Linked DNA regions of Homo sapiens: regions 1 and 3 are each linked to region 2. Evidence: read pairs that join two places in POLR2A ChIA-PET (ENCODE). Cell type or tissue: A673. All regions are shown on one strand. Links, peaks and the distances in the headings refer to the core of each region. The heading gives the core; the rest is flanking DNA. Region 1 overlaps LINC02786 (long intergenic non-protein coding RNA 2786). Region 2 overlaps MIR3659HG (MIR3659 host gene). Region 3 has its middle 76 kb from the start of RRAGC.

Region 1 (6,145 bases), core at 815-5,814, 66 kb after region 2:
CTGACTCTTGGGCTAGGCCAGGGATGGGGCTAATAAAGGGAACAAGAAACATACAGAACTCTACCGAGAATTGCTGGCATTTATCCTCTCCTTTCTGGTCCCTGCAGAGCCTCTCCCCACCCCTCATTCTGTTCAGTACAGGGATCCAGGGCTGGATACTTCTCTGGTTCCTGAGAGCCCCAGGCCAAAGACGCGGGCCCTCTCAGAGCCTGAGCTCATCAAAATGCCCACATGCCTTCTTGGGAGTCCAGCGCTCAGAGGGGGCTCAATAATCAGGGCACCCATGTATCCAGTTTGCCTGTGACAGTCAGTTTCCAAGAATCATCCTTTCATTCTCAAAAGTTTGCATGATAAGCCATATGGCTCCCTACTAATAATGGTTACCGAAATGATGAAAGTTCGGTTGAGGTAGAGGTGAGGAGGCTGAGAGGGTGGAGTGTGGGAGGGGACGGGGTGTCTTCCAAGGGGAAGCCCTTTGGAAACCTGCCTTTCAGGGCCCCTCTGCCTTGCCCGGCTTCCTTGGGGAGGAATGGGAGGGAGGGTCTTTCCCAGGAGGGGTCAGTACATGGCGGAGGGGGGGGCGGTCTCTCCTATGGGGCGGCCAGCCTTGTCTGTCTGCCGGTGCGGAGGCAGGAGATGGGGTGGGGATGGCGGTGGGAGCAGAGGACGGGCAGGTAGAGGCTCAGCTGCAGCCCCTCTCTTGGCTGGGGCCAGACCGTAGTATCAGTACCTCTTTTGCCTGCATCTCCGCCCCAGGAACCTGAGGGCTGGGGGAGGAGATAGGGATCAGCGGGAATACCAGAGGTGTGAGGCAGGCATGAACTCACCCAGGGTGTGCCTGCTCTCTGAGCCCTGCCAGGCCACCCTCCACCCGCTCCCAGGTACCCCCAGGCCGGGTTAGACAACAAGCTTCAGCCAGCCACGGCAGGGGCGTCCCAACGCGCTGGCTGGGTCCCAGCCAGGCTGAGGCAGGGAACTGGGTAGCCTAGTGCTACCCAATACTTCTTCTGGAAATAGCCGATAGTGAACCAAAGTGGATCTTCTCCGCCCACCCCTGCTGGGTCCCCGGGGGCTGGTGCATTTGGGGGAGCAGCAGGGAAGTAGAGCTGGGGCTGGGGAGAGCAATTTAGGACTGGAATTTTGCCATAGACTTGTGGTCCAGAAACAAGGGAAGTCAGTACTTTCAAATGACCAGGGGAACTGGGAGACCTGTCTCAGCTTGGGACAGGGGGTGAAAATCAGGAAGAAGTTGGTCCAGCAGTGTGGGCCAGTAGAAGAATGCCACTGTGTGCCCAGTGGTGTGCTCACAGGCATTAACTTGGAAATCACGGGCAGAAAAGCCGGAGGAAGCTGTGGGAAGTATTTACCAAGCCAAATACATTAAAGCACCTCTTGGTAACTTCTGATTCTGGATGAAACCAGAGATTCACATGTGGTAAGGTGGGCTGTTAAAGTCAACTGGTTGACATGGGCTTGGTGGAGTATGGGTGGCCCCCTAGAAGCTGTGGGTGTCCTGAAAATGTAGGGGGAGGGCTCTAGGAGAAAATACTCCTACCCTTGACTATCTGCTGAGTGGGCCCGAGCCTCCTGGCTAGGGGCCCCTCCCAGCTGCCCTGTCATCACTCAGCAGTCCCCATTTATGCCTGAAAGCACACTCAGGCCCTCCCCACACATGCTCTTCTATCCCATCCCACTCGTCTATAAGTGCACCCATGCCACCCCTGCATACACTGGCACCCACCACCTCCATGCACATCCCACATCCGAAAGCACAGGGAAGCAAGTGGGCCTCACCCAGGAGCTTCGCACAGAGCATGCCGTCGAGACATCTTTGCATAATGAGTGAACGGATCCATCTGTGAGCCGTGACCTTTTCTGGCCATGCTCCTTTTCTGTGGGCTCAGAGTCCCAAATCCAGCAGGGAAGTGGGGGCAGACAGCATTTGCCCCAGGGCTAAAGGCCATAACCCTGCTCTCCAGAACATTACCTGGTAGTGGCTTTCCCTGCCTTGTGGATATGAGCTGCTGTTCAGAGCTCCCTTTCCCCCGTGTGCTTATAAGGGACCCCTGCCAGTATCTCTGCCTATCGTTCTCTGAGTCATTTTTTGTTTAGCAAATGTTTCCTGGGCTTTCTGTGTGCTTGGCCTTCTACTGAACTCTGGGGCCCAGAGACTAGGAGAACAGTTAGCTCATCCCTTCCAAAGGACACCCAGTGACTCTGGGGCTTGGCAGAACCCTCAGGCTGGCCACCCCTCCATTCTGGGATTATATCCTTCCTGGACCCTTCCCCACCTTCACTCCCATTTCTGCCCTCACACTCACACACTTTTCTCTACCATGTGACAACCACCCTCCTCCTCCTTGCCATTCTGCTCCACCCCTCCTTTTCCTTCTTCACTCTGCTTTGACTGGATGACAACACCTGGTGGCCTGGTTGTGTTCTCTTGGTTCTGGGACAGTGGCGGGAGTGTTGTGGAGGGTCTCGGATCCCTCTCTGGCAGCTGACACTCCTGTTTTGGCGCTGGGAGGAGCAGAGCCAGGTGGAACCCAAGTGGGTGGGTGGAGGTTGCCCCTACTGGGTTCTGGTTAGGGGTTTTGGCTTCTTGAGGGCCTGAAGCGTGGCAGGGAGGGGAGGGAGGACAAGGAGGGGGAGGAAGGAAGAGAGAGAGAGAATGGGAGATAGAAACAAGAGTGAAAGAAAGCCACAGTGACCGAGAAATAGAATTGGGACAAACGAACCAACAGACAGAGATTCTGACTCTATTACCAGGCACTTCTTAAAGATCACTGTTGGCCAGGCAGTGGCTCACACCTGTAATCCCAGTGCTATGGGAGGCCGAGATGGGCAGATTGCTTGAGTTCAAGAGTTTGGGACCAGGCTGAGCAACATAGTGAGACTCTGTCTCCACAAAATACAAAAAATTAGCCAGGCATGGTGGTGCGTGCCTGTAGTCCCAGCTACTCAAGAGGCTGAGGCAAGACGATCGCTTGAGCCCAGGAGGTGGAGGTTGCAGTGAGCCAAGACTGCACCACTGCACTCCAGCCTGGGTGACAGAGTGAGACCCTGTCTCAAAAAAAAAAAAAAAATATTCACTGACTTTTCTTAGGCATGCACTTGGCTCTATCTCAGTGTGTGAAGAGATGCAGCATGTGATGCTCAGCCCTGGGATGGCCTCAGAAAGGGCTCGGGTCCTGTCCTGGACTCCAGCTGCAGCTGGCCACAGTCCCTACCCCTGCTGTGAGGGCCTGAGTGTGCCCTCCAGGAGGAGACCTTGGAGAGTGGCAGTGACGTTTCTCTGAGGGCACTCTGGCCCTGGGATGCTCTTGTTTTCCCCTCCATGGCCCCCACCTTGTTGAGGTCTTGACACCCCTCAGCTTAAGCCTTCAGGGAGCTTCAGAGATTGGAAATGAGCTTTGTAGAGGATTTTGTGCATTCTCAGCACCCTCTGGCCACACCTCACATGGGTGGCCTTTAGCCTTTCCTCAGATCCTCGATCTCGGGTCGCCCTCCTTTGTCCCTGGCTGTGGGCTTGGACCTGATGAGTCCCGTCCTCTGGTCCCTGTGAGGCTGCCTAGGCAGGGGTGGGACTGGGGGCTCAAGATAAGGAGCCTGACCTCTCCTTCTTTCCTGCCGAACTGTCAAGAAGCTCCCAGGCAGGTTCTGATCCATCCCAACCTGCTCTGCAGGCCTCCTGGGCTCCTCATTTGCCCTTTGCCTGGGGGACCCCTCCCCAGGCCCGGCCAAGGCCCAGGAGCCCTGCTAAGAGCCACGAGCAATCTCCTGAACTTAACAAGGGATCATGGCAGGAGCAGAGAGTCCCTTTGTGTCCTCACAGCACAGCACGCACCCGCCCCAGGACAGAGGGGCCCTGGCAGCCTCCAGCCTGGTTATCTGATTTAGGGGCTGATGGGGTTTCTAATGGAAAACAATATGGTAATTTCAGAATGTTCCTGATTAGATGAAAATGATATTGCATCAAAGTTACTTCCTTAATTTATTCAGAAAATAACAAGAGAGAATTCTCTCCTAAGATCCTTAATTAAACCAGAGCTTCCACCGCAGGCTAAGCAAGCTCTGAGCTCCAGGTGTGGGGAACAAAGGCCGCTCCTGGCCTGAATCTCTGAGGGGCTGCCCTTGGCTGTGGGGTCTGGGCAGGTCTTTACCCAGATAGGCTGCCCATTCTGCCAGGAGGGGGCGTTGGCAGAGACAGGGCCCAGGCTGAGGCTCCTTCTGCTGCAGGGGCCAGTGGGGTGGTCATCCTAGAATCATTCCAGTCCCGTCCTGCCTTCCTATCTTCTCCAACTTCTTCCTGCTGGGTCCCCAGTGATCCCGATCCATGGAGACTCAGAAAGCTGGGGTGGCAGAGCTGGGAGCCCAGGGCATCTTCAAGACATGGGCCAGCTGGGTGAGCATGGAAGATGCTGGTGGGGCCAGTTAGGATCCGCACTGGGTCAGCTTGGGGCAGTCGGCACACCTGAAAAGTCTTCGCCAAACAGGCTCTGATTTGAGAGGGAGAGGTAGGGCTAAGAGAAAGAATACAAGATGCTGAAGCATCTGGACTTTAGCAACAGGGAGAAGGAAGCTGTGGCCGCTCTTAGGCCTGAAGGGGCAAGGGAAGGAAGGACAGAGGAGGGGCCGCTGGACAGAGCTGTGGCCATAGAATAGCTCAGCCAGTGCCTGAATGCAGTGAGTCAGAGAGGAGATGGGAGGCACATTCCCAACCTCTCTCTTTTCCTGCCCTTGATTCCTTGCTGGTGCCACATATTAGCTGGCCTGGACTGGAAGCCAGAGGGTGGGAGAGCCTGGGAGACACACTTCATAGGGAAGGCCCCTGGAGGGCCCAGAACAGGGCAGAAAGTGAACCTGGGGACAGAGCAAGCACAGCTTCCAAGGTGATGGTAAACAACCTTTCATCTGACTGATGCCTCAGAATTTCTCCAGCACATTTTCATCCATTTTCCTTGTCATTCCCCGCAATAGCCCTGAGTATACACTGTTGTCTCCAGGAGGAAGCAGGCTCAGAGAGGTCAAGTGATATCCCTGAAATCACACAGTGGGGAGGTAATGGAGTCAAATTCCATTCTGCTTTACTCCACCTCCCTCCCCCTTTCCCCCCAATTAGACGCTTGGGTGTATGAAAGTGCTAGTCTGAGCTGGGTGTTACAGTTTCCTGGTGTGCAAGGGCCCTGTCTAGAAGCTTCTGTGAGACCATGAGGGAAGTCCTGTTTCATGCCCATGGCACGTCAGCAAGCCCTTGGCACTTTGCAGACCAGACTACAGCAAACTCCCCAGGAAACAAAAATGTCTAATTCGTGTGAGAGCTCCTGCTTTGGGGTCTGCTATAGAGTGGGGTGAGTCTGGGATCTGCTGGAGCAGGAGCCAAAAAAGGAGGCATCATTCCTGAGTTGGAATCATTTTGGAAGGAACTCCCCATCTTCCCAGGGACCATCTCCATTTGTCCACATGCCTGCTGGTTACACTGCACCAGCCTCAGTCCCCCCCACCAGACACCAGCACCCCACCTGCTGAGCAGTGTAGCAGGGGCCAGGAATAGCTGGGGATCCATGTGTCTAATCCTCTGGGTGGCAGGAGGAACCTGGGTGGGGTTCTTGGGAAGCTTTCGACTTTGAACTCTGATGTGGCAAATGGGTAGAGAGTTAGAAACGTGGGCTCTGAAACTGACTCAGAAGGACCATGAAGTGCGAGAAGAGTTCTGAGGGTGGGGAGGCTGGCAAGGCACATGCTTGTATGCGTGGGTGTGTGTGTATACATCAGCACATATGTATGTGAGGATGTGTGTGCAAGAGAAAGAGAATTGTTAGGTCACTGGCGATCAAAGGGTCAAGGTCAAAGGAGGCAGGGCTTGGATGGACTGTGATAATAATAGAAGCAGCTAGCATTTATGTAACGCTGTATGACAAGCCTGTTCCAGGCCCTTTACATAATTAACTATTTTAATCTTCACAACCAATTTAGGAGGTAGATACTATTATTACCCCATTTTACAGGTGAGGAAACTGAGACACAGAGGGGTTCAATGATGAGCCCCAATATTGGAGCTAGGATTTGGGCCCAGGTCCAAGTCATGACCACTGAGGGGCACTGCGGCCCCCAGCCTGTCCTGGAGGGCATGGTCCTGGACCCT
Region 2 (6,145 bases), core at 739-5,738:
GGGCCCTGCAAGGGCATGGCTGGCATCAATGTGGCTGCAGGCTCCGTGTGAGCATGTGGGGGTTCTCGGGTGGCCTGAAAGTGACAGCCATGGGTAGTGGCTGGCAGCCATAGGTAGTGGCTGGCAGCCATAGAGGGCGTGGTGAGCAGCCTGGAGCCTGTTATTCTAGCGTGATTTGGGCAGCTGGTGTGAGTCGGGGATGTCTGTTAGCATGTGGCAGGGTCCAGCCAAGGGACTGGGGGCAGGTCAGGGCTCCAGGCACTGGGGTGAGTGACTGTGGGCCCACAGTTGGCCATGGTCTTGGAGGAGCCTGGGTGGCGGCCACATTTTCTGGGTGGGAACTCAGACCCAGGGAGCCAGGACAAGCTCAGGTTCTAGGACTCATGGTGGTGGGAAAGGCTTCCAAACAAGGCAGAGCTCAGAGGCTGTCTCTGCAGAGTGCCTGCCCCCCGGGGCTGCCCAGGGCAGGAATCCTCTGCTTAGAAGCTCTGAGAAAGGGAGTGCTCTCTGCAATCAAGGCCTGGGACAGGAATTGAGAAAATCTGCCAATCAGCAAGAATTTTCTGTGTGCTGGCAGTGCCCAGCCCTGTGTCTGGAACTGTGGAGAAGATCAGTCCTAGCCTGTAAACTTTGGCAGGAGAACTGGTGAGATAAGGAGGGAAGGGCAGACCCCGACCTTGGTGGAGGCTCTGTGCTTGGCACCATGCGGTACTTACACCCATTATCTCCTTTAATCCTCACAAGAGCCCAGACAGGCAGTTAATGTCATGTCTCCTCATTACAGGGGAGAAGCAGGGATCAGAGAGCTGTAGTAACTTGCCCAAGGTCACACAGCAAGTAAGTGGAGGAGTCTAGATTTGAACCCAGCTCTGTTTCATTCCAGAGCCCAAGCACTTGACCAGTTTATTCTGCCTCAGCTAGGTGTAAAATAAGGATAAAACCAAGATCATTTAGTTTTTGTGAGTTAAATGGGCTCAAGTGTGTGGACAGCTTAGCATGGTGGCTGGCACACAGTAAGTGCTCAGTAAAAGTGTTTTTTTCTTAAGTGGTACAGCAAGGATTCTTAAATCCTGGTTCATTGCACCCTCGTGTTTGCATGGTACTGTGGTTTTTGCCAAGGCCAATTGGGAGGGCAGACGGTTGGGAACAGAGCATGACCTCTGCTGTGAGTTGAGTGAGCCCTTGTCATGCAGGGACACTGACAGCCATCAGCAGATGGGTGGGACCACCTGCCAGGCCAGATCCTCTGTTGGCTCAAGGCCCAGCCCTGGATAGGGTAGGGACACTGAGGCTGTCTAGTCAGGATGGCCTGGATATACGTGTGTGTGTGTATGTGTGTGTGTGTGTGTGTTTATGGACTTGGTGAGGGTCCTGGACTAGAGAAGGAGAGACAACTTTGGGAAGTGGGGAGCTCTCCCAGCAGGCAATGGTCAGAGCCCTTTCTTATTTCCAGCTGCAGAGATCTAAATCAGGTGAGAGCCTGAACCATGTGAAAATGTGTGGGAAATCACTCCTGGCAGAGGGAACAGCAAGTGCAAAGGCCCTGCGGTGGGAATGAACTTAATGTGTACATCCACTTTCCACAGTAGCTGTAGAGACAATATTGACTCCAATTCTCCAGTATTTGATGTAGAGGAGCTAAGTGGGGGCAGGATTCATTTATTCCTTCAACAAACATTTAGTGCCTGCTTTGTGCCAGGCACTATCCTAGATGCCAGTGGCTAACACTTATTTGGTGCTCACTGCTTCTAAGCACTTTATGTATATTATCTCATTTAGTCTTCACAGCACCACATTGAGTTGGGGAAGTCTGGGGAGACAGCTGGTCCTCCTCTGTTTCCTCTACCTTCTTCCCATCTCCCAGCCACCTCAGGTACCCAGTATGTGCCACCCAGGAAGACCAGGATCTCCACAGTGGGTGAGGTGGGGCAGTTCTGAGAACATGACTGCTGCAGGGTCTTTCCCGTCCTGACTGGGCCCTGCCTAAGCGCAGGCTGTTAGCCTCCTGGGAGCCACCCAGTGACAGGCTAGAAAGGGTGCTCTCCAGTCAGGCCTGCCTCAGAACATCCCCTCCCAGGGGGCTTCCAGTTGTACCTTCTCTGTTCCTTCTCTACCACTCAGCTCCTGGCCTCCCTCCAACCCATTTGTGTAGCTTAAGCCCTGTTTTTGGACTCTGCCTAGGGAGCCACGTTCCAGTTCAGGGCTGAGACTGCTGGCAGGGAGAAAAGAAAAACTTCCATTTTCTGATGGGGCAGTCCCCGAACACTCCCTGTGGTTTCACTAACTCTGCTGGAGGCAGCAGGGCGGTTCACACTGTGCCCGGCTGACTCTGTCCTTTCCTTACGATGATCAGCTCACAGGGCCTCAGCCAGGGCAGACTTTTCAGTTCCTAACTGCCCACCTGTGCCTGTGCACCCAGCTTGTGCCCATGACCTGGGCTCCTCACCCTCTTCCGGAGGAAAAGGGGCAGAAAAGATTAAATAGAAAATTGCTCAAAATTCAGAGGCCGTGGAACAGATCTGACAGTTCCAATAGACTTTGGTGAATAAATAAACCTGGAAAAAGGGGGTTTTCTGGGTGGGGTGAAGGAAAAGGAAGGTCTTGTATGATGGGCTACGCTAACCTGGAAACCATGGCTCCATCTGTCATTCCATTCATCCGTCTATCCATCTATCCAACCATCCATAATCCATCCTGCCTGCCTGCCTGCCTGCCTGCCTGCCTTCCTTCCTTCCTTCCTTCCTTCCTTCCTTCCTTCCTTCCTTCCTTCCTTCTCTCCATCCATCCATCCATCCACCCACCCACCCACCCACTGACTGCTTGCCTGATGCAGCCACCAGCTCAGTTATGCTTGTGGAGTAAGTGTGCTGGGAGCTCGTCAGTGTTTATGCTTTTATGACCCCTCTGTTTGTGCATTTCCTCTCCTCACCAGGTTTGTAGAGAGCTCCTTGTGAAGTGAAGTCCCTCCATCTCTGTAGAGCCAAGAGGAGGGGCTCTGTGTTGGCTGTGGGGTTGGCAGCAGCTGCCTGGCTTGGGCACCCTGGTTAGTGGGGAATCTTGCATGCTGCTGCCACTCCTGCTGCACCAGGCCTATGACCTTCAGTCCCAGCTGTGGAGTGTGCCAATGTGGTCGCCAGGTGAGCAGGGCCAGGGCTTTGCACTGCTCCAGGGGCAGGGCCTTGTTGCCTGGCAGCCTGCCCATGATGCTGAGGGGCTGCTGGCCTCCAGCCAGCACCAAGCTTTTAGAGTGATACAGTTGTATTGCTGCAGAACCTCTCCACACTACTATAGTAAACAAACAGTCTGGGGCCAGGCATGGTGGTTCATGCCTATAATCCCAGCACTTTGTGAGGCTGAGGCAGGTGGATCACCTGAGGTCAGGAGTTCGAGACCAGCCTGACCAACATGGTGAAACCCCATTGCTACTAAAAATACAAAAAATTAGCTGGGCGTGGTGGCACATGCCTGTAATCCCAGCTAATTGAGAGGCTGAGGCAGGAGAATCACTTGAACAGAGGTTACACTGAGTGGAGATTGCACCATTGCACTCCAGCCTGGGCAACAAGAACGAAACAAAAAAAAAAAAAAAAAAAAAAAGTCTGGGACTCTGGGCCTGCCTGGGAACCAGGAAGGATTGGGGTAGTTGCCATCTCTGTTCTTGGAGGGGTGGGTGGGTGGGCGAGCTTTGAACCCAGCAGCTGCTGTGGGCCTGAGAGTTGAGGCCAGTCCTCCCGACCCCAGCCAGACCTGGCTTGGACAGCAGATGTGGGGCAGCACACAGACTAGGCGGTGAGCTGTGTTGGCTGGAAGTGAAACTGCAGAGGGCCCAAAGGCAAAAGACCCAAATCAGACGGAGATAGAGATGCAGATAGAGCAGAGGGATATGGAGATTGAGGGGGTGAGGGGGGAGTGGGGGAGAGAGAGAGAGAGTCTCAGAAAGGCAAGACAGAGTCAGTGAGAGAGGGAAGATTCAAAGGACTGAGAAGAGAAGGATCAGGGGAGGGGAGTCCAGGGCAAGGGAAGAAAGCCGGTGTGGTGGGCTCAGGGAAGCAGGTCTTTCAAAGGCAGGGGATGCAGAGAGTAATGATAGCTTAATAAAAGCCCCCTCCTGTGTGGACAGCACCCTACAGCGAACAAACTTTCCCACTTGCCAAAACTCATTCAGGCCTCCTGATAGCCGGGCTGAGATGGGGTTGGAGATCTCCACGCTGCAGGATGGGGCGGGGAGCTGGAATTGGAACTGGGACTGGCTGGAGTGGGTAACACAGGGTGGGGGTGGTGAGTGGCTTAGAGACAGAGCCCCCAGCTGGGCCCAAGTCCCTGCAGTGACTGAGACTTCCCCAGCTGTGTTCCCGGGCCAGGCTTGTGCTCGCCATTCCTGCCACCATGACAGTGCTGCTTTGTTTCCTGGGAGGAGGTGCGTCGCTCTCAAGTCCCGGCTGCTGACTGTAGTGGATGCTGTGGTGCATGCTCAGATTCCCCTTCAGGTCTGAGGCGCTCGCTCCCCAGCTTCTGGGTGTGTGGGCTGTGGATGACTCACAGCTGAATCCGTCTCAGGGAATTGCCTTTGATGGAAGTGGGGGGAGAACCTTGCCCAGCGTTATTCCTCCTCCCTGGGGGCAGCCTGTATCCAATGGCCTATTGATTGTAGGAGTGGGGGAGTTGTACAAAGGCCAAGTCCCCTTGCATCAACTTGTGACACTACTGAAGGGCCATCCCAGTTCCAGAGGTCCTTGGGAGATTGGCTGAGGCCTTTGGTATGACTGCATGGCAGATCAATTTCTCCATTTGCCCAACCCTGCTTCCCTCGCTTCCTGTTGTTCTTGGGATTACTCCCCAGTAAACTCCCCCAGAAACGGTGAGGCTGTGAGATTAGACACCCAAGAAGGCCAAACTCTGGCCCCTAACAACAGAACTGGTGGAGAGATGTGAACTTGGAGCAGTTGTCACCTCTGAGACAACTCAGAGGTGGTACAGCTTGAGTGAGCAGAGCCTCCCTGGCCACAGATGCCATGTCCCATCCCCTAGCCATGGACCCCAAGGATAGGGGAGAGAAGAGGCTTACCCTGTGGGGCTGAGGATTGATCCTTGAGCCCAGCTTTGGAATTGGGACACCAGAGCCTGGGTGTTTCTCAGCCCAGAAGCCTTGCGTGACCTTGGGCATGCCCGCTCTGCCTTGCCAATGCCAATCTCACAGTCTCAGAGTATTTCCAGGGATTCTGACCTATGACACTAATGCTAACCATTGGACACCAGCCTGGACTCAGCTCAGCTCCCCTCCCTCACATCCTTGTTTTCTTTCTAATTCTTATTGACATCAGACAGGTATCTGTGTATCAGGGAGAAGTCGTAGTAGGAGGGAATGTTCATCCAGCCCTCCCCACCCTGGGCAAAACCCCTCTGTGCATTCCCAGAAGAAAATTCATAGAGAACTCGTCCCCTAGCGGGTAAGCTCAGAAGGGGCAGGGCCCTGTGCTGCCTGGCACATGAAAGGTGCTTGATGGTTTTGAGTGATGATGACTCTGGCACCTTTGTGCTCCACCAGAGAGGCAGGAGGTGTGGTGGTTAGGGTGCTGGAGCCAGACTGCCTGGTTCACATGCCAGCTCTGCCTGTCAGAAGCTGGGTGACCTTGGGTAATAAGGACAAAATGGGTTAATCTATATCAAAGTACTTAGAACACAAAATGGCCTGTGTTAGCTATTATCATTATTATTATTTTTTTAGTTGTAAGATAACACCTGATCCTCCAGGTTGTTTGGGCTGTAGATCCCATGTCTAAGAGATGCACACACACATAAGGAGTTATTTCCTTAGTGAACAAGGAGTCTCATGTGTTGCCCTGTATCCCTATAACCTCATGCAGTGCAAGCTCCTCACTTGGAAACTCTGCAGACAAGGCAGAGAGGGCTGGGCCAAGGTCATACAATGCTCTGGGCTGAGGAAGACCCAGGCCCTGGTGTCCAGTTCCCAAGCTGGGCTCAAGGCTCAATTCTCAGCCCCATAGCCTCTTCTCTCCCCTCTCCTTGGGGTCCATGGCTAGGAGACGGGACGTGGCATCTGTGGGCAGGGAGGCTCTGCTTGCTTAGGGATGGATTGTCTCAGAGGTGACAACTGCTCCAGGCTCATATCTCCCTCTGTATACCC
Region 3 (6,145 bases), core at 560-5,559, 720 kb after region 2:
GGTGTGAGCCACCATGCCCAGCCTCAATAAATATCTGTTGAATGAATGGATGAAGATACTTTGAAATCTGGAGAGTGCTGCAAATGTCTTTAATAATAGCTATAGATACTTTCTCATAATTTTTTTTCATGTGCTGTTTGGATTTGCCATTTAGCTGATAACCTGAGACCAATCCAGACGCTCCTCAGACCTAAGACAGTGGCTAACCTTCACTGCCTCATCTCAAAAGGCAAAACATGGCAACAGGTAACTGGGTCTTTGCATTTGGAGGTCCCACCCTCTTAGAGGCTGATCCTAAAGTGCTGGGGATCTCAGGATCTTACCCGTGACTCTTTTCTCTTCTCATTCCTCATGCTGTCCCGCAGTGAGCCCATCCTCTCCCAGGGTTTTAAGTACCTCTCCTTATGCTGAAGCATCCCGGGCTTCTTTCTCCAGCCTTGACTGCCAGAACCAGATCCCAAGCTGCTTGCCTGACTTTTCCACTTGGCTGAACTGCACACAAACCCAGAAGAAAATGAGAACACAAGGCCCCTGATAAAAAAAAATGTATTAAGAATTTCAAGATGGTGATAGAAGAGCATACAAACACACTCAGAGCCCTCCTGAGCACAGGGCGACCACCCGGGTCACACACCCATGAAGCTGGCCTGGACTGCAGGCACTTCACACTCAACATGTCTGAAATTTTCATCTTCCTCCCACCCCAACATGCTCCTCCTCATAAGTTCCTCATCTTAAAGCACAGCCTCCCCATCCATCCAGTTACTCAAGTTAGACAGCAGGACCTCACTCGGTTGCGATTACTAAAGCCTGTGCCTCTCCTTGACGTCTTTTGCTCCCTGAACCCAGGTCATACCTGTAACAGCCTTCTAATCACACACTGCCTCCTGTCTCACATCCACTCCAAACCATTTTCCACACTGTAGCCAGAGTGATCCTCCTAAAGTACAGATTCTTAAGTCCAGGCTCCTTGGCATGGCAGAAAAGGCCTCAGTGATGTGACTTCAGCTTCTTCTTCAGCCTTCCACAGCAGCCACTTGAACTTTGGCTAGGTCCTTCCGACCAGCCATTTCTGATGCTTGAAACACCCTTGCTGTTCCCTGCACCCCAGTCCCTTTCATCAGGTTTCCTCTTAGAAAGATTTCTGGACCAGCTGAGTGCCTCTCCTGCAGGCTCCCTCAGCCACATTCTTCCCCCAAATCAGCATTAGTCATGAGACGGTATACTTCCTGTTTACTGATTCAATTTCTCAATAGATGGTACACTATTGAGGGTCTCTGTTTCCCATTGTGTCAGTGGGACTGGCACAGTGCCTGGCTGGCTATTTTGGTCATTGTAACCCTAACTGGGGCAGGTCCTAAGTAAGGAAATGGAGGGTGGTGACATTCTACCTGATGGTCCAAAAAACAAACAAATGAGCTGCATCCACACACCTTCTTCAAAGTCTCTCTAGAAAAGATATGAGCGAAAACAGCCACACACACTTGTACATGTGTTTCATGCCCTCTTGTTTATTGCAGGACACAGAGATGCACATTTAACAATGGGAGACAGGACAATTTTAACATTCTGGGGTAACACTGAGGCTGACTCACCCCTGGAGGGGTGGGCTAAGTTGCCACTAACATCGTATGTCCTTGTAAATTTCCTTGCTATAGAAACAAGAGGGAAAGCAGGTCCCTGGATGAGAAACAAACATTTGTGGTCCCTATGACTTCATTTTCTGGTATCCTGATCATTAAAAAACTTGAAAAAGAACAGGATGTCTTTTCTTTACCCGCATACCTAATTATCAAGAATCCTGAAACTGTTTATATCATTTTAGGGGAATAAGATAAGAAAACATCTTAAGAGGAAACATGACCCATACTTTAAAAGATGGACATCATATGCGGGAAAACATTCTGAATGAGATCAATATAAACAGGGTTCATTGTATTTTAAATAGCAGGATTTAAGTAGGCTTTTATTCATAACAGAGATGGACAGTCCTCTAAATTACGCTGAGGCATCAGGGGACGAAAGGAGAGAGGGGAGTAAGTGACGGCCCGGAAAGCATATCTGTGGGATCCTAAATGAAGCAAAATTAAAATGCATTTTTCCAGAAAGCCAAACAAATTATAAGTAGGAACAATTAGGTGACGACAATTCCTCTAGTAGAAATATATATGTTTCTGTTTTCCTATTTATAATGGAGCTAGAAGGTATCAGAGTCCTCCTGCTACTGGTTTGAAGCTAAGCCTTAATTTAGAATAAAAATATTCAGGAAAGAAATGGGGGCAAGGACTTTGGTCTAGATAGAACTGTAACCCACACTTAAGAGTTTCCAGCTAGTTAGTACCAGATTTTGACTATGAACCCACAAGAGAATAAACAGTTCATCCTGAGAACGCTGGGGTTCTGAATTGTCCAGGAATCCTTCTTATTGTCTAAAAACACGAATATCTTATGTCATCCAAAGGCACCCTCAGAGATATGTTATTTTCTTAGGGAATAAATAGTTCATAGTTCACTCTGGACTTTTGAGCCCAAGTTTACCAAGTAACACTCAATCCCTTTTACAGGGCTTCTGGTTAAAGATTCCATTTTGATTTTAATGGAAAGATCAGTTAAACCTGAAACCCCAAGCAAGCTCCTCGTCCTCTCCTGGATCTATCTAGAGAACAAACAAGAGGAAGGCTTGCATCCCAGGAAGTAGTCCGACATAGGTAGATATTTCTAATTTACCGATAGAAAACTCTCCAGTTAAAAAACAGGCTAGCTAGTAATCTATTTAAAGCCACGGCTGACATGATAAATGAAACAGAATAAATGTATACAGCGAGTGAGCCTCCTCGGGAACACAGGAGGGGGGTTGGGGGGGGGAACGGAGCGCTTCTGCTGACAGCGGCTTTCCCGTCAGTGGCCTGTCTCTCTTGGAGGCAGCTGTCAATCACGGGCCAGCCCGCGCTCCCGGGGGAGTTCATTGTGCCCGCAGACAGTTGTGGAATAACTGCTCCTAGGCGTCAGAGCAGCAGATGGAGTGTATCTGTCAATCATTGTCACTAATTATTAACTTCTGTCACTCAGAGCAAGGCAACATCTCGGCGCCTGATCCGCTGTGATTTGATCTGCCATGCCACCTCGGAGACAGACAGAGCAACCCTTCATTCCGGTCACACTCCCAGCACTTTGCTGGGTCAGCCGCCGTGACTCAGTGTTCGCGCCCCCGACCGGGCTGGCACACGTGAGTGTGCACACGCGCGCAAGCTTCCGGAAGCGCAGCCACCGCAAGGGGTCTCCTTCGGGGGATCCAGGCCAGGAGCGCAGGATCCTGCTCATTAATTATTGAAGGAGGACAGTTTTATCTTGGCCGTTGGCGGAAGCGGGGCCAAAGTGTAAGGGAAGACCAATTTGGAGGGTTTTCTTCTCTTCTCACCACCCTGGGACCAGCCATTATCAGCCAAGTTCACATTCATTGTATTCCTATGATCTTTTCTCAACCCTCTGATTTTGGAGGTGGAGATGTCAGCCTGAATAATTAATTAAGGCATCTGTAACATGCTTTGCAAACAGGAGCCGCAACCTAAAGGGATATTTGCTACCACAGACTCTGAGAGCCTCTCTGTGACAAGACTGGGAAGAGGGTTTACAGAGCTTCAAACCCAACCACCCAAAGAGATAGACATGACTTATCCAAGGTCACACACCCCACTGCTCTGGCACCTCAAGGCCTCCCACCCATGTACATACATGGAGCATCTTTGAGGCTGGGCAGCTCGGGGACTCCTGGGTGCTGTGCCATCTGTTCTCCACCAGACGGTTTGGAAAGATTGGTTCCCTTGGAGAGGCTGAATCATCATGATGACCCACTCCCACTCAGGCACTGGAGTCACACTGCTGGGTGACTTTGAACAAGTCACTTTACGCCTCTGACCCATGATCTCATCTGCAAAACAAGGATAATTACAGAATCTCCCTCAAAGGTTACATGAGAATGTTCCAGGTACAAACATCTAGCACAGCACTTGCCTGGCACATTTGAAGCTCTCAATAAATAATAGAAATTGGTCAGGCATGGTGACTCACACCTATAATCCAACCACTATGGGAGGCAGAAGCGACAGAATCACTTGAGCTCAGGAGTTCAAGACCAGCCTGAGCAACATAGTGAAGCCCCATGTCTACGAAAAATTAAAAAATTAGCTGGGTATGGTGGTGCACACCTGTAGTCTCAGCTACTCGGGAGGCTGAGGCAGGAGGAGTGCTTGAGCCCAGGAGCTCAAGCCTGCAGTAAGCTATGATTGTGCCACTGCATTCCAGCCTGGGTGACAGGGTGAGTCCCCATCTCTTAAAAAAACAAACAAACAAAAAAAGAAGTAGAAATGACTGTCCACATGAGACCAGCACAAGGGCTGGCTGGTCTCATCTCAAAAAGTAAAAATTGGATTTTAAGAGCCACTGGAGAATACTCATCAATTACTACTTTTTAAAGTACAAGTGACAAGATTGACATTAGCCAAGCTCTAAGTCTAACAAACCTAGTTGTAGTTTCCATAACTAGGTCCTTAGGGGCCTGCTTTGGTGAATAGACAAGGATTTGTGGTAAGCATATCAATCGTTTATGTGTAAATAGTGACGCACACTTGGCTGGGTCTCTTCAACATCAGTCCTCCTCTTAGGTAACTAAAGCCCTCCCCCCTCACTCAAGTTGCCATTCCTATTTGCTTTCAAAAATCCCTTCTTGATGGAAAGTGCTCTGGGGAGTTCTAGCCCAAGCCTGATTAGAAACTAAACCAAATCCAAATTCTAAGATTGCAAGGTCTGACTGCATTTGAAAAAGCACCCCTCTGCTTCCAGCACATGCCAGGGATGCTCTGGGCCACCCAAGATGAAAAGCTGTTACTTTCCCCAAGCTCCAAGGATCCCACCAGACTCACTGTTTCAGTGATGACGTCTGTGTAACAAATTATCTCAAAACTTAGTGGCATAAAACATTCACTTATTATGCTCATGGGAACTGGGACAGGGCACACAGCAGGGGTGGCTTATCTCTGTTCCATGATCTCTGGGGCCTCTGCTAGAAGCTGGAACCAGCTGGGGCTCCTCAGCCATCTCCCTCTTGCTCTACACAAGCTCTTCACATGATCTCTCCAGCATGTCAGCTTCCAGGTGGTCAGACTTCTCACACAGCAGCCCAGGGATCCCAATGGGAATGGAGAGGAAAGGGAAGGGAGGCGAGGAGTGGGGAAAGACATGCCACCTCTCATATTTTATGTCCTAACTTCCAAAGTCATGCAGCCTCACTTCCTCCATATTCTCTCGGCTGAAGCCATTAGAGAGGTGTGCCCAGGTTCAAGGAGAGGGTCAACCTCACATAGCAAGAAGAGCATGAGTCGGATTTATAACAGTGCGGCCATCTTCGGAAATTACAATCTGCCACACCCTACCCAGACACTCCCCTGGAAACTGGAAGCCAAACTGACATCATTTCCAGGAAAGGCTTGTGGCTCCAGCTCCAGGAGAGGGTGAGAAACCTGGGGCCTCTCTTGAAGGTCACATGTAGAACAGACCCTCTGAAGCCCTGAGTTGAAGGAATTCTGGAGGGTGCTACATTAACATCACGCTCGACCTCCACACTCAGTGGGTGCAATCACAGCCAATGCTTTTGCCTGGCATTTACCCTGCCAATTCCTTAGGATGACAGATGGTTTCCAGTTCCTGGAATATACTATTCTCCTTCCTACCTGGAGACATGAGCATATTTCATTCCCTTTGCTGGGAATATCCTCTGTCCCCTTCCCCGTATTCCTGAGGTCTCAAACTCATTACCACTTCTTTAGGGAATCCTTTCCTGACTATAGTCCCCCCCGAGTTTAGGTCATATCCCCAGCTATGCACTCTCCTAGCATCCTGTATTTCTCTCTTGTAGCACCTCCCACAATTGTCATTAAATAATTGTTTTATGGCCGGGCACGGTGACTCATGCCTGTAATCCCAGCACTTTGGGAGGCCAAGGCGGGCAGATCACGAGGTCAGGTGAAACCCTGCCTCTACTAAAAAATACAAAAAATTAGCAGGGCATGACGGCGGGCGCCTGTAGTCCCAGCTACTCGGGAGCCTGAGGCAGGAGAATGGCGTGAACCCAGGAGGCCGAGGTTGCAGT

What was found. Peaks named below come from ENCODE experiments on the same cell type or tissue, not always from the same donor. Only the 100,000 strongest peaks of a DNase experiment are listed, where the experiment ranks them.
Region 1: POLR2A ChIA-PET joins it to region 2 with 9 read pairs; 5 of 35 experiments call an interaction of 5 or more read pairs at or near these places.
Region 3: POLR2A ChIA-PET joins it to region 2 with 7 read pairs; 2 of 35 experiments call an interaction of 5 or more read pairs at or near these places.

The regions. Positions count from the first base shown.
Region 1 is chr1:38,125,483-38,131,627 of GRCh38, forward strand. LINC02786 (long intergenic non-protein coding RNA 2786) reads right to left here. Exons shown (of 6, transcript XR_001737991.3): 5 at 4,908-5,040; 6 at 4,433-4,523. Among named protein-coding and RNA genes, the nearest start is that of LINC02786, 13 kb to the right of the region's middle. RefSeq lists an enhancer at 3,144-3,644. In A673, for the core only: a CTCF peak has its summit at 4,161 (motif pointing right); no DNase peak of the experiment used is centred there.
Region 2 is chr1:38,059,948-38,066,092 of GRCh38, forward strand. All of the region lies in intron 1 of MIR3659HG (MIR3659 host gene), which reads left to right. Among named protein-coding and RNA genes, the nearest start is that of MIR3659HG, 16 kb to the left of the region's middle. RefSeq lists enhancers at 1,766-1,855, 2,086-2,145. In A673, for the core only: a CTCF peak has its summit at 4,440; DNase peaks (open chromatin) are centred at 2,184, 2,614, 2,914 and 4,484; H3K4me3 peaks cover 784 bases; H3K27ac peaks cover 4,844 bases.
Region 3 is chr1:38,780,808-38,786,952 of GRCh38, forward strand. No RefSeq gene overlaps it. Among named protein-coding and RNA genes, the nearest start is that of RRAGC, 76 kb to the right of the region's middle. RefSeq lists an enhancer at 2,278-3,650. In A673, for the core only: a CTCF peak has its summit at 3,269; DNase peaks (open chromatin) are centred at 3,004 and 4,954; H3K4me3 peaks cover 778 bases; H3K27ac peaks cover 2,749 bases.